Regions from separate parts of the Homo sapiens genome. Here regions 2, 3, 4 and 5 are each linked to region 1. Evidence: chromatin contacts called from ENCODE Hi-C or POLR2A ChIA-PET data. All regions are on one chromosome and are shown on one strand. Each heading gives the region's core, a stretch centred on a gene start or an enhancer-like site at or near the end of the contact. The rest is flanking DNA. Distances are from core to core; before and after follow the strand shown. Region 1 has its middle 31 kb from the start of LINC02421. Region 2 holds the start of IFNG (interferon gamma). Region 3 has its middle 40 kb from the start of IFNG. Region 4 has its middle 87 kb from the start of LINC02420. Region 5 holds the start of IFNG-AS1 (IFNG regulatory antisense RNA 1).

The links. A loop is a pair of places that touch in the nucleus more often than their neighbours do. ChIA-PET counts read pairs that join two places held with the same protein, here RNA polymerase II (POLR2A). Pooled maps may share reads with other maps.
Region 2: a pooled map shows a loop between it and region 1 (12-fold over the local background). The contact joins the promoter of IFNG here to the enhancer-like site in region 1. A Hi-C loop is called at or near these places in 5 of 37 single-sample maps with no recorded cell type and 5 of 50 pooled maps.
Region 3: a map with no recorded cell type shows a loop between it and region 1 (18-fold over the local background). The contact joins two enhancer-like sites. A Hi-C loop is called at or near these places in 9 of 37 single-sample maps with no recorded cell type and 11 of 50 pooled maps.
Region 4: a loop to region 1 is called in a map of CD8-positive, alpha-beta T cell, with 4 times the contacts of the local background. The contact joins two enhancer-like sites. A Hi-C loop is called at or near these places in 1 of 168 maps with a recorded cell type or tissue (CD8-positive, alpha-beta T cell), 3 of 37 single-sample maps with no recorded cell type and 8 of 50 pooled maps. POLR2A ChIA-PET finds 5 or more read pairs at or near these places in 1 of 52 experiments (OCI-LY7).
Region 5: a map of OCI-LY7 shows a loop between it and region 1 (3-fold over the local background). The contact joins the promoter of IFNG-AS1 here to the enhancer-like site in region 1. A Hi-C loop is called at or near these places in 1 of 168 maps with a recorded cell type or tissue (OCI-LY7), 12 of 37 single-sample maps with no recorded cell type and 11 of 50 pooled maps.

What each region holds. Positions count from the first base shown.
Region 1 is chr12:67,697,495-67,700,247 of GRCh38, forward strand. No RefSeq gene overlaps it. Among named protein-coding and RNA genes, the nearest start is that of LINC02421, 31 kb to the right of the region's middle. Within about 2 kb of position 1,402, at least 7 of the 41 ENCODE cell types and tissues checked have a DNase peak (open chromatin) inside an H3K27ac peak, as active enhancers do; they include OCI-LY7, where a contact is called at or near this core.
Region 2 is chr12:68,158,346-68,161,098 of GRCh38, forward strand. It overlaps IFNG (interferon gamma), which reads right to left and starts at 1,395. Exons shown (of 4, transcript NM_000619.3): 1 at 1,157-1,395. The coding sequence starts at 1,270.
Region 3 is chr12:68,118,460-68,121,212 of GRCh38, forward strand. No RefSeq gene overlaps it. Among named protein-coding and RNA genes, the nearest start is that of IFNG, 40 kb to the right of the region's middle. Within about 2 kb of position 1,397, at least 2 of the 41 ENCODE cell types and tissues checked have a DNase peak (open chromatin) inside an H3K27ac peak, as active enhancers do.
Region 4 is chr12:67,354,638-67,357,390 of GRCh38, forward strand. No RefSeq gene overlaps it. Among named protein-coding and RNA genes, the nearest start is that of LINC02420, 87 kb to the right of the region's middle. Within about 2 kb of position 1,439, at least 2 of the 41 ENCODE cell types and tissues checked have a DNase peak (open chromatin) inside an H3K27ac peak, as active enhancers do.
Region 5 is chr12:67,988,124-67,990,876 of GRCh38, forward strand. IFNG-AS1 (IFNG regulatory antisense RNA 1) reads left to right here and starts at 1,324. Exons shown (of 4, transcript NR_104125.3): 1 at 1,324-1,456.

The sequences.
Region 1 (2,753 bases), core at 152-2,651:
AATTTTAACTTAAAAAAAAAAAAACCACAACTTTTCAGGTAAATTGCCAAACAGATGTTTAGTGCTTAGAGTCTCAGGGCAGCCTTTGTGTTGTGGTTGCAAACATACCTATCTTCTAGATCAGAGGTCAGGAAACTACATCTCTGTGTCACAAACACGACTGCCGTGTGTTTTTGTAAATAAAGTTTAGGATAACCACAGTCATTCATTGCATATTGTCCACTGTCTACTGTCTACATATATTGTGTACTGTCTCTGGGTGCCTTCCCTGCTATGGCAGAGTTGAGTAGTTGAGATAGAGACAGCATAGCCCACAAAGCTTAAGATATTTGCTCTCTAGCCCTTGACAAAGAAGTTTGCCAACTCCTAATCTAGTAGAGGCAAATTTCTGTTATAAAGTCTGTACTTATGTTTACTCATGAATGCATCCATTCTTTTAGAATAACATGGATCATAGTGTACATAATAAACTGTTCCAAAATGGCAATATGGTTTAGTGACCATATATTATTGTCACCATTTCCCTTATTATGTTAACTTCTATTAGATGAAAATGCTATTCTGTAAAACAGAATTATGAAACAGTATACACAGCACAGTGTGAGAGTCAATGGCAAGACATTGCACACAATGAAACCCAGTGAAATGTGAAGAGGCTAACCGGGAAGTCTCCGTAAGTGCATATATTTCACAGCTGTGGTGCTAAGAGACAGATTGCTTGGAATGCCATGAGTAGACAAAGCCAAACAAAAATGAGAGCATGAGGAAATTTTTCTGGTGAAAACAATTTTTCCTTACAAATTTGAAATATTTTCCCTTTTATGTTATATTCTTTTTTTCCCCTTTTGAAGTAACATGGCTTCATCCTCTGCCAAATGTATTCCTTCCCACCCCTACCCCACTTTTGGTTTCTTCAATAAATAAAAATTGATTCCTTCACCTCGTTCACATGGACAGTTTCACAAGCTTATAGTGCATGTTGAAAGAAGTGTTGGATTGATTTTTTTTCAGTAGATGAAAACAGTAAAATTGTTAAACTGCATTAAAAAATTTTCCATATAATTGAAGGTGAAGGCATCAATAAGCAAAGCACTTTTAAGGCAATACTAAGGTTCTCAGCCTTTGGACTGTATTGCTTTTCTTCTCCCCATCACGGGGAATGAGATCCATTCTTGGCTGTTTAGTATTCTGTAATGAAAGGAAAAGTCACTCCCACATTTTTTGGGGTAGAGAAGGGGTTGTTAGTCAGCAGGACTATCAAACAACAGTAGTCATTGCTGTTGCCTGGGCTTTTGAGGGGACCAAAGGAGACCAAACCGAAAGGTTCTGTAAAGTCTGTCTAAGTGAAAGATGTTGCTGTTATCATCTGATTTAGTCATCGAAACCTCCTAAGAACCTCTACAGAGGTTTGAGATGGGGAAGGAAGGAAGTGAAAGTAAAATCAAGCATTTCTGTGACTATTTAAAGCCACCCTAGCAATAAGCCTTGCATGGTAAAGAGTTGAAATTGAATGAGGCTTTCAGTTTTCTGTGGGTTTCACTGATTCACATTAGCCCAAGGGCTTTTTGTGTCTCCCCATGTAGCAGTAGTTACACCCCTGGTTGGCATGAGATAAAATCCTGCCGTGCACACAGAAACCAACTTCTTAGGCATTAGTCAGGGTCTCTCTGAAGTAGAAGTGCCTGAGCCACTTCCGTTTTTTTATTTTTAATACTCATGATGTGTTAGAAAGTGAAGAAATGCCAAGACAGACTTACAAACACTGTGGTATACTTTTTAATGTTTATGTTTAAGAAATTAGTAGTCTTAACACATGCATTTAAGTAAGTGCAATGTAATTATTTTGCTTTTCAAAAGATTTCAACATAAAGAAGCATTTCTACAGGGTATACTATAGGCAGTGGGACCCAAGTTTAAGGTTGTGTGAGGGACAACTCCCTCCAGTCAGACGAGTGAAAGTTACTGCACATATAATCTCACTTGGGGATGATGTCAAATGTCCATGTCTGCGACCCTGTCTAAACTAGGAGGCTGGGCTAAAAGGCTCCCTTGCCCTCCTTCTCCCAGCTCCCCCCACCCACTGCCACCACTGAGACCAGATCGTAAGTACACAATTATGCCTGTGTGGGGAAGTGGGGAGGAGAAACACAAGGTATGATGGAGAGGTCCATTATGTACTCTTACACAAATATTTTTCAAGTGCATACTATGTGCAGAGGTAAGAAGATAGTACCATAGTTAAACTCATACTTAGGGTTTAAATCCTGGCAGTGTTATTCCCTACTTGAGTTATAAAACTTCTCTAAGCCTTAATTTTCTCATCAGTTAGCTCATTTGTGAGGTGCTTCATTAGTTGTTATGAGGATTAAATGACTTACCCACATAAAGTTATCTGAACAGCACCACCTTGCACTGTGAGCAAGCAGTATAAAAGTTCTTGACCTCAGGGAGCTTAATTTCCATCTCCCTCACTGCATTTTGCTCTCAGCTCTCCTGTCTGCAAGCTGGTCTACCTGAAACAACTGCCTTGCAATATCAAAAGATATCTGATAAAACGGGTAAATATAGCTCCACTGATGAGGACAAAAAAAAATCAGCTGTATTAAGGAAATTCTCTTAAAAAGTCATTAATCTTCCATTCAACAAGCAACAATGTGTGTTAGACACTGTTCGGGGAATGCTGATATTGTAGTGAACAAACCAGGTGTGGTTCTGTACTCATGGGTGGGAAAGATATTGGATACATACATTGT
Region 2 (2,753 bases), core at 145-2,644, 460 kb after region 1:
TGACAATATTCACTGATTTCCTTTTCAACTCTTCTGCTTAGTTCTAACAATAAGTATTCCCAAAAGGCTTATGTGAGATATAGACAAAGACTATTATGTTCTTTTAGCTTTTTTATTTCCCAATATAACCATTAAATTGCAATGTCACAAATGAGCTCAACAAAGCTGATACTCCAAAGGTCCCAAAAACTATAGTAAGCTAAAGAAAGTATTTTCAAGCTAGGCTAAAAAATACAAAAACAAAAAACAGCAAAGCCACCCCACTATAAAATACTGCCCCCCAATGGTACAGGTTTCTATTACATCTACTGTGCCTTCCTGTAGGGTATTATTATACGAGCTTTAAAAGATAGTTCCAAACATGTGCGAGTGTGTGTGTGTGTGTGTGTGTGTGTGTGATTTGATTTTGTGTTGTAAGAATAAAATCAATTGTGAATGTCTGAATATTATTATGACAGCTATAATTATAACAGCTAAGTTTTAAACAAATAATGAAATATTTAAAATGTAAAAACTTTTCATTAACCATCAATAAAATTTTAAAAGAAACTCAAAAAATTCACTTAAAATTTTTAAACATTCCTTAGCCAGAATCATAATTCTTCCAAAATCCCAGTGAGCAACGAAGTTCCGGAATACTTCACAAGTAATATAGATAGAGAAGCAGAATGTTGAAATCACTTTTTGGAGAAAATCACCTATCAGTTATTTTTTTAAGCCAAAGCTTTAAGGACCTTTTTGACTTTAATTTGTAAACATTTCCTATTACCTTTTTAATGCTAATCTTGACCTTAGAGTCTGAGAAGTCAAAAACTAATAACCAATCATTTTTTTCAATCTGCATACTCCTTGACTATCACAACTGAATGAGTTCCCACCACAAAATTATTAACATCATTATGCTTCATACCCATATTATGCCCATCTTTTGGAAAATTCATAAATCCCTTTTAAGTCTCTATACAAACTGAGCAGAAGGTTAAAACAATATCTAGATTATTTAGTCAAGGAACTCATCTAGTCAATAATTAACAAAATAACACCAAATCTCAAAATGACTGCCTACAAGAGATGACAGCCTATCAGAGATGCTACAGCAAGTCGATATTCAGTCATTTTCAACCACAAACAAGTACTATTAAAAAGTCATACTTACAAAATATTTCTTAAGGTTTTCTGCTTCTTTTACATATGGGTCCTGGCAGTAACAGCCAAGAGAACCCAAAACGATGCAGAGCTGAAAAGCCAAGATATAACTTGTATATTTCATCGTTTCCGAGAGAATTAAGCCAAAGAAGTTGAAATCAGTAGTTCTTGTATCAAGCTGATCAGGTCCAAAGGACTTAACTGATCTTTCTCTTCTAATAGCTGATCTTCAGATGATCAGAACAATGTGCTGCACCTCCTCTGGCTGCTGGTATTTATACCTAATTGAAGTCTCCTGAGGATTACGTATTTTCACAAGTTTTTTAAGATGAGATGGTGACAGATAGGCAGGGATGATAGTTTGTATTAATAACTAAGGTTTTGTGGCATTTGGGTGTTGTAGTTAGAGTTTCCTTTAGACTCCTTGGGTCCTTTGACGATGAGACAGACCCATTATGCCCACCTGTGCCATTCTGGTGGGATTCTTTGAAGGCACTTTTACTTCACACCATTCAAGGACTGGAAATTTTTTTGTACCTCCCCACTTCGCCCTGGTAAAATGTTGACTCTTCATTCACAAAGCACATTGATCATTTGCTTGTGGTTGGGAACAAGTGAAAAACGAAATTCTAGGGCCTCTCAAACCTTTACAAAGGGGCAGCCTTTTAAAATTTTTCTTGCAAATGACCAGAAAGCAAGGAAAGAATGCGGTTAAAAGAACAATTTGGTGAGGAAGTCCTTCATCAGAGTTGGTTAGTAAAATATCTACCACAAGTTTCAAATTGCTCTAGATCAGCACTGCCCAGTAGAAATACAATACAAGCCACACAGGTAAATTTAAATGATCTAGTAGCCTCATTAATAAAAGTTTTTTTAAAAGGTAAATATAATTTTAAAATATATTGTATTTAAACCAATATATCCCAAATAGTACTTCAGTATGCATCAATATACTACATTGTTAATAAGGTATTTGACATTCTTTTTGTCATATTAAATCCTTGAAATACAGTGTAGAGAATATTCCCAGGGGGAGTTCCAGACGCAGTGGCTCACACCTGTAATCCCAGCACTTTGGGAGGTTGAGGCGGGTGGATCACAAGGTCAGGAGTTTGAGACCAGCCTAGCCAATATGGTGAAACCCCATCTCTACTAAAAATACAAAAAAATTAGCCAGGCATGGTGGTGTATGCCTGTAATCTCAGCTACTAGGGAGGCTGAGGCAGGAGAATGGCTTGAACCCAGAAGGTGGAGGTTGCAGTGAGCCGAGATCGCGCCACTACACTCCAGCCTAGGTGACAGAGTAAGATTCCGTCTCAAAAAAAAAAAAAGAAAAAAAGAAAAAAGGAAAGAAATACAGTGTATATTTTAAGCCTACGGTGCATCTCAATTTGGTCTAGTCGTATTTCAAACGCTTAATGGGCACATACTGCTAGGTGCTACTATATTGAACAGCATAGCTCTAAACAATTTATTGTTCCAAATAATCAGTACTAACAGAGAATCTTTTTAACTTTTTATTTCTTTGTCTTTCAGATACAAAAAAAAATAGGATTCTTTCTCCTCCTTTGTAATTTATTTATGAAGTACAACACTTTGGGATGGCA
Region 3 (2,753 bases), core at 147-2,646, 420 kb after region 1:
ATCAAGCAGAGGGTATGAGAGTGGTCTCTGGAAGGTGGCAGGGATGATCACAGCAGCCCAGCCCCGAAGGTCATGACAGCGCAGAGGAAGACAGAGACCTGGGGAGTGGAGGAGGGAGGAACAGTGAAACCTGACACTGAGAGCTCTCAGAATACTGAGAGAGCAGTTGAGGTAGGGGGTTCCAGTTTTTAGCATTTGGGCAAGAAAAGGAGGGGAGTACACAATTTCGTAATTTAGGCAATTACAAAATAAATAAATAAATGTCTCTATTCTGTAGTCATGCTGATGAGGCCTGAGACATATGGGTCAAAGCCCTCTGTCTCTAACTGCCCCATCCCTCAGATTGCCAAGAGCAATAGGCTTCTGGAAAAAGATTCAAATGACCTTAAGATAGGGTCAACAAAAGTTGTTACAGATGATTAAATGTATGTCTGAAACACTGATTTATGCCATTGGAGTAATTAACTTACCCTCAGGTATCCCCCCTTCTTAACCATGAAGAGTTCTCAATGGCCCCAGGACCCTGACTTAGGCTATGACTTAAGGGATCCCTGGGTGTTTCCAGAAGCTAGGCCCAGCCCAGCCCAGAGTGTCCCACCCAGACCTGCCTCTTGCCTGCTGGAGAAAGAAGGGTTGTTTGACATATCCCTGAACAGAGATCAGCCACCTGAAAGAATTAAAAAGACTTAAGAATCCATCACGTGTAAAAAGATCGTCGCACCATCTTCCTACACCTAATCACAATTGAGTGCACATTTTCAGATTAAATGGACAAACGCTTGACTTCTATTTCATATATATCCATATACAAAAAAAATCAGAAAGTGGTATAGAAATTGTATTTACTGAACATTAAGCACAACCCATTTATTTCTATTTAAATAGCACCAAAACCTCAGTAACATTTAACAGGTTAACAATATAGACTTGAGTCATATTGAGTCTGACATTGAGTCAGACCTAGATTTATATCATGCTCTGCCACAGATACTCTGGTATCTTTAAGCTAATTACATATCCCCAAGCCTCAGCTGTCCCCAACTGCAAGATGGCCATGATGACAGATGAGAACAGATAACTCAGAGTGTGGCTATGAGAACTAAATGATTTAACGCCTGTAAAACATTTAGAAAAATGCCTAGCATGTGGTAAGTGCTCATTAAACATAGCTATATTTAAATATTTCTAAAATATTGCCAAATCCAGATGCTAATGACTAGGGCATCCTAAAAGACAGATTTAGAAAGGAAATTGCTGTCTATATTCTGAACAGTACAGTAACTGTGTTTTGACTTTGTCATTTGCCACTTCCATCCAGTGCTTTTCTGGTAGCATGCTGGAAAATGAACCACAGCACACTAACACCCACACCCCAGCAGCTCTCTAAATCAGTTGTTCTTAAATGAGTCAGCACACACCCAAGCATCTTGGTCACTAGTCGGATGTACACAGGCTGCAGGTTCCCAAACAGACTTCAGCTGCTGCTCTGAGTAAACATTTTCTGGCAGCACACCAAGGGGGCGGGTGGGGACACAGGTAGGCATCTTCTCGGGTCTAGGTTCAGATTTCATATTGAACTCAAAATGAGCTGATGAGTTCAAGGTCCCTGTTTCTGCTAAAAATAAGCCTACACAGCAAGGGTGTTGCACTAAACAGTTTGCCCAAGCTGCCTGGAGGAAGCATCTTCTGCCCACATTGCGCCTTGGTGTAACCAACATTCAGAGTCCCACAGTTTCATGACCACCAACTTCACACAATTAGCTGAGCTCTATGTAAAACTGTTTCTATCTGTTCCTACCTAGATTTTTCTCCTTGAGACATAACTCTTCTTTTTAAATTGTGAATGAAGATATCTGACGTGAGTGCTGGGAAAGTCATGGCAAAAGGCCTGGGTGGAAAATCAAAATGTCATCATTATATTCTTTGGGTTCATAACATCCGAGGAAATAGGTACCTTATACCTTGATCTTCTTAGAAGTGAAATAAAAATAGCCCATCTACCTCACAGGGATCACAATTTCATGGTCCTTTGTAAAACTTAAAAAAAAGGTGTTAAGTATAAAATCTCAATTAATGGAATACTCAGGCAAGAAAATACCCTGGTTTATGCATTTAAGTCTTTTTCTAGCCTTTTGTCAAAAGCTTTTCTAAAAATACAGTCACCCATTAACTAAGTACATTATGATGACAGTTTTTAGCTTTGAGGATTTGGAAGCTTGAAATCAATCAAGCACATTAAATAGTACATGTCTTTTGATTTGTGGTCAATTACTATTTCAAAATGCAATTCTTAACCTCTGGTCAGTTGCTTTCCAGTTAGGGTTTATATTTTAGCTAAGAAAGTTGTTGTTTCCCAGGAATGAAATTGAGCTCAATCTAGTTTTCCATGCACAAATTATAGTAACAGGAACACCGCCATCCCTAGTTTCTAAGGAAGAGAACCAGGCATCTTAAAAAGTAAGGTCCTAGGCAGGACTATAAAGCAAACAATGATGAAATTAGCTTTAGAATATGTTTGGAAAATTTGGCTTACACTAATAAGGTACTATTTGAAAGAGATAAATGTTAAAGGCCTGCATTAAAGGTTTTAAAAATAATCGATTATGTACATTTCAGATAGAAAGACCCTGGCTTGCCAAGGTTTAAAAAAAAGTCAGAAGATCTTAGATGACCACAAGCTGAAACTGAGCCACCAGCATATATAATATGATTGCTAAAAGCAGCACTTTCCTAGCAGTTCCACTGTAGTGCAA
Region 4 (2,753 bases), core at 189-2,688, 340 kb before region 1:
ATGAGCAGCACTGGAAAGAGGCAGAGCTGAGGGAAAGAGGGAAGCTTCTGTGTAGACGTCGACTTTACTCTTTGACCACCATACCTTGCCTTTCAGTTTGTGGGTAGCTTAGGAAACCGAAGTCAGACAACATAATTGGCTTTTGGGGGATAAGAATTGTGTCTTTCGGATGTTTCTCATAGTGCTTTACAGGATATACCCTCAAAAGAAGCTGAAAAAATTTTAAAAAGAAAGTCTGACACATTTCAATGCTGTGTTCAAGCCTTCTGTTTTCCAAAAGAGGCCATCAGGTATCACAGCAAATCACTTTTGTGGATTATAAAAGGAAGGTGACTTGCAGCTCTAAAATCTTAAATTCTCTGCTCCATGTTCTGTGTTTTATAAATAAGCATAATTGGTATTCAGAAAAGAAATCTGCAATCTCAGCCTACTTCAGGATGTTGGTGAGTTGACTAAGCTGTAAAACTCCTTAAAAGTCAGGATGTTTGGGCAGAGGAGGGCAAAATGTCTAGACAGAACAGAAGGTTTAAACTGCCCCTGGTGAAATTTAGTGGGAATTGACTTTAGCAGCTCTTCCTCCTGGGTGAATAGCTTGTGATTTGCGACTGTGAAGTGGTTGGACTGAAATGCTTTCTACTCTGAAGTTGTATGACTTTTTTTTTTCACATAGTGAATAGAGATATTGATGGAAAAGACATAACTATCAAGATAAAAGTGTGTTTTAAAATAATACTTTTAAGTATTCGACTGTATTCCTTTGTCCTTATGCAAACTAAACCTTGAGAAACAAAGACTGGTAAGATCTTGTGGAGAGAAAGTCAAATATTCCAATTCATTTGGCTTTGTTTGTGCCATATGTGTAAATAACTCCAACAAGATAGTCTGAGAAATAAGAGTTCATCTGGGAACATTCTTAGTCTTGTTATTAATGTTTTAAAATCCTTAGAACTCTTTTGCCAAATTCTGAGACTTAAAATGCAAAGATAAGGATGATTATTTTCAGAGCCAAGTGTGGAAATTATTCTTCTAGTATCTCTCTGTGTTCATGCGGTGCTATTGACTCTGGCAAAATGGGATCTCATATCTCTTTACTAATGAGAACTCAAATCTTCCCTGGGGACTGGCAACTTTAAAGGCTCATTACTCATATGTTTGATGTTATCTTTTGCTGGCAAATAACTGACGCTAGAGTCTTGAACATTTGCCTTTTAGGTTTGCTGTTTGCCCAACATTATGCTAATTCATCTGAAATGGAACTGTCAGCGGCTGCAGAATGTCTTTACCTTTCTTGAGAATTGAAGAAATTTATCTTCACTGGAAGCCTTAATACTAAGCACCCTTTTTTTTTTTTTTTTTTTTTTTTGGCGTTCTTGGTCTTTTCTTCCAGGAGGTGGCGATAGAACATCATAAATATCAAGGTACAAAATGCATGCGTTTTTGCCCCTCAAAGCCTCCCATTGTGGAGCTTATGACCAGCGTGAGTTACTATTCAAGATTTGAGCCTTGGGTGAGCTCTTTTATTGTAATATTTGACTTCCAAGTCATATCTGAAGAGAGAGCAGAAGTACTTTCAACTCCACTGATCACTTGTTTTTCCACTTAGCTTCTCATTTTCTGAGTTTGTGCTGTTGAGTGCAGGAAATGTTAAATAGGTTGGCCTTCAGTTGAAAGATACTGAGATTTACTAGCGCTGTTGTAGATTGGGCTTTTGAACCTAGAATTATTGCTTTTGGTGTAAACCAACATGACTGCCATGCTGTTTCCTAGACATATGAGGATACTACAGGCTCTATTAGAGACTAATTTTTAAAATAGCCCCTGATATTCCTCAACTCTTTATATTTAGCATTTTGTACACTATTCTCCAAGTTGGCATTTGGCAGCTTTTCCTCCTCTTAAGGCAAAGTTAAAAAAAAAAAAAAAAAAAAAAAGGGACATTTGCCAAGGAACAATTTCACCACAGGAGCTTGGCTGGGAAACGGGAATTTGGTATCTTGCTTGTGCACCTGCCAGTTGATTTCTGATTTCTGTATTAGGGGAGAGAGAAAGTTATTCTGAGGTTTATCATCAACAGCTGCCTAATCTTAATAGGTTTAGCTATCTTTTAGAGTTATCTAATTTGAAAATATCTGCTGTTTGATTACCTTTAATATTTTCCTTTTTAAAAAATTATACTTTAAGTTCTGGGGTACATGTGCACAACGTGCTGGTTTGTTACATAGGTTTACATGTGCCATGTTGGTTTGTTGCACCCATAAACTCATCATTTACATTAGGTATTTCTCTTAATGCTATCCCTCCCCTGGGCCCCTGAATATTTTCTTAAAACAAAAAGTTCCTGGTTTAGCAAGCAAAACTGGGATAGGTATGCAAAAGAGAATCCAATGGAGAGTTGAGCACAAGCAGCTAGAAGAAGAAAATGAATATACAGAGAAGGGAAGTTTGTAAAACTAAGGGTGGGAACTTTCTATAGGGCAGCACAGAATAGTTTTTTATTCACAGAAACTTTAACTATATTGCAGTACTTCGCAATTGAAAAGTGGAAAAGATAAATGCTTCATTCTAGTGCAGTAGTTTTGTAAGGGTTCTTTTTCTAATATGAAGTTTTTTTTTAACATTAATGTCTTCTAAAGTACATCTAGGTGGTCAATAAGTGCTTATTTGATTCATTCCTAATACAAATATTTTTGAGCTCCTACTGTTCACTGGATCGAAATCCTAATAAGTTTGAGTATGCATTTGCTATCTCAAGA
Region 5 (2,753 bases), core at 74-2,573, 290 kb after region 1:
GAACCTGGGGATGTATATTATATAATGTTCTATAAACTTTATATAATTTGTCCTCATGATACTTGCTTGGGTAAGTATGAGAATTATTTCCATTCACATGAAAAAAAGGTGGTCTTGGAGAAATGCTAAATGACTTGCCCAAGTTCACATAGCTAGTAAGTGGCAGAGCTAAACTTTAGACCCAGGTTTCTTTCTCCCCAGCCCCTCTGCATTTTCTCCAGCGTAGTCTACCAACAAATCAGCACTGTTTACTTGGAGATTTTCAAACTGGCTGCAACGTGACCTGTTGAGGCCACACACATATAAAAGAGGGAGGGAGCTGTATTCTTTACTCTGTGCCAGATTTTGCTCAGATATGAAAATAAAGCTACTGAAAACTGTAGAACAGAAGCTGTTGACACTTTTTCCTCAAAGACTGGTAATAGGTCTTCAAGAATCCAGACACATGTTGCAGTCCAGTTTATCTACAGCCAAGAGTGTATTTACAGGATAGCAATTAGCTGTGGTCTCTCCAGTCAAGGAACAGGATTAACCTAATTAGCCACTAATGTCACCAAATGCATGACCTGAAAAGGCAGGCAGGGGCTGCCCAAGCTGGAATAGCCAGCCACCAACAGTAGTTTAGAGTACCTCATACAGAGGAGGAGACTTATTTCAGTAGCATTTCAATTAAACACATCACTAAATCATACAGACACATGCAAATATAAAAATGCAAATTTGAAATACAACACTTTCTTGTAGGTGATTTTGGGACTGAAACAGGGGACTGAAACTTCACACAACCACTGTTTTGTCTCCGGTGGATTCCTAGGGAGTATCTCAGTGCCTTGCACTCAATACTGTTTACTGAGTAAAGGAATCAATGAGTACAAACATGATCTTATGAAAGCAAAATCACTTATAAAGCTACATACATCTCTAATTCTCATTTGGTTTTAACTTCCCCATTGCAATTAAAAGTCTACCTTCATTTCCACGCATATCAACCAATATCCCCCAAAAAGAAAGTTGCATGAAAAAAGTTGCATGAAAAAAACAGAAAAGTTGCATTAAAAAAACAGAATTCCCACCGTGTCCCAGATTTTCCAAATAATCCTGCCATTCGGAAGCCTGTTCATAGCCCCAAAGTACTGAAAGGCCTTGCAAAATGCTCATAGGTGGAACAGCAGGAAGCATCTAGAGCCATCTCAGAGGGAGCCTTCTGCTTCCAGAAATAAATTCACACATTCACAGGTGCTTCCTGTTTTTTCAAACACCTTGCCCACCTTCTGCACACCAAGCGTGGATTCTGCAAAACGTGAGCCCAACAGGAAGCTGCCTGCAATTTCAGGTAGCTTTTCTGACTCTTAAAGAGATCTCAAGTATACCTTCAGAGAAATGCCAGCAAAAACTGTAGTCATTTGGGAAGGAATAAGCCTGGAAGAAAAAGATACAACGAACTAGCACAACGAGGGTGAGAACATTTTTCATGAAAATGCTGTTTGTAAATTACATTTTTAAACAAATAAATGTGTTTTCTTTAGGTTTTTAGCTCCTGTGGGTGGAATTAGGAGAACCAACTGTAAGTGGGTGGTGTTTGTCATATCTCTGCTGTGAGGGAGGAAGAAGAAGGAGGAAGGCTGGGGTGGAGAGGAGGAAGGAGACCCGCATGGCTGGAATGTCTCCACTGAGCTCAGGGGGATGAATTCCTCTGAGACTTCTTCTATTTCAGGAAGCTCACAAACCCTTCCTGAGATCTCAGAATAACCTTGAAATGAACATGTAGAACATTGATTAAGTTGTGAGAGTGTTCACAGTAAGCTTTGATTGAACTATTCTAGGGAATTTCTTCTTAACATGGTCACAGGTGGATGAGTTGGGAAGAAAATGCCATGGGCGCCGTACTCAGTTTTAAAATGAATTCAGAGAAGTTGTTCAAGGTGGTGAGTGCCATGTCACATATCATAGGTCTTGGATAATTTAGGGTGATTTTTTAATTGTAATTAAAACTACTAATTGCATAATTACTGCTAACACTACTGGTTCAGTTCCAAGTATGTATTCTTACATTTGCTTTTGTTTTGTTCTGTATTTTCCCAGCCATATTGCCAAATTAAGTTAAATCACGTAAATAATTTTGCTTATTAAATTGACTTCTTAATGTTCTTTTTTTCTGAAATGAAACTAAAAACAATATCTACAAAGTCAAGCTTATTCAACTTAACTGGTAAAAGGGCTGCATGGGAGAATGTTTCTCAGCTGAAATTCAAAGAAATGTCTTTAACCTACAATGGTCAGAACTGGTCCATATAAATCCTCTCTGAGCTCACCTTTGGCAGTGAATTAAGGGAACAAAGTTAAGAGCGATTAGCTTTGTTTTGCTTGTAGTAACAAAAATAGAAACATCTGAACATCTTATATGACCAATAGAAGCTTTCTAATCCTTTTTTAAAGGAAACTTTATACACCTAAGGGTTTGAAATACATTAATACTTTTTTTTTTTTTGAGATGGAGTCTCGCACTGTCGACCGGGCTGGAGTGCAGTGGCGCGATCTCAGCTCACTGCAACCTCCGCCTCCTGACTTCAAGTGATTCTCCTGCCTCAGCCTCCCAATGGCTGGGATTACAGGTGCCTGTCACCATGCCCAGCTAATTTTTTGTATTTTTAGTAGAGATGGGGTTTCCCTATGTTGGCCAAGCTGGTCTCAAACTCCTGACCTCGTGATCCGCCCGCCTCGGCCTCTCAAAGTGCTGGGATTACAGGCATGAG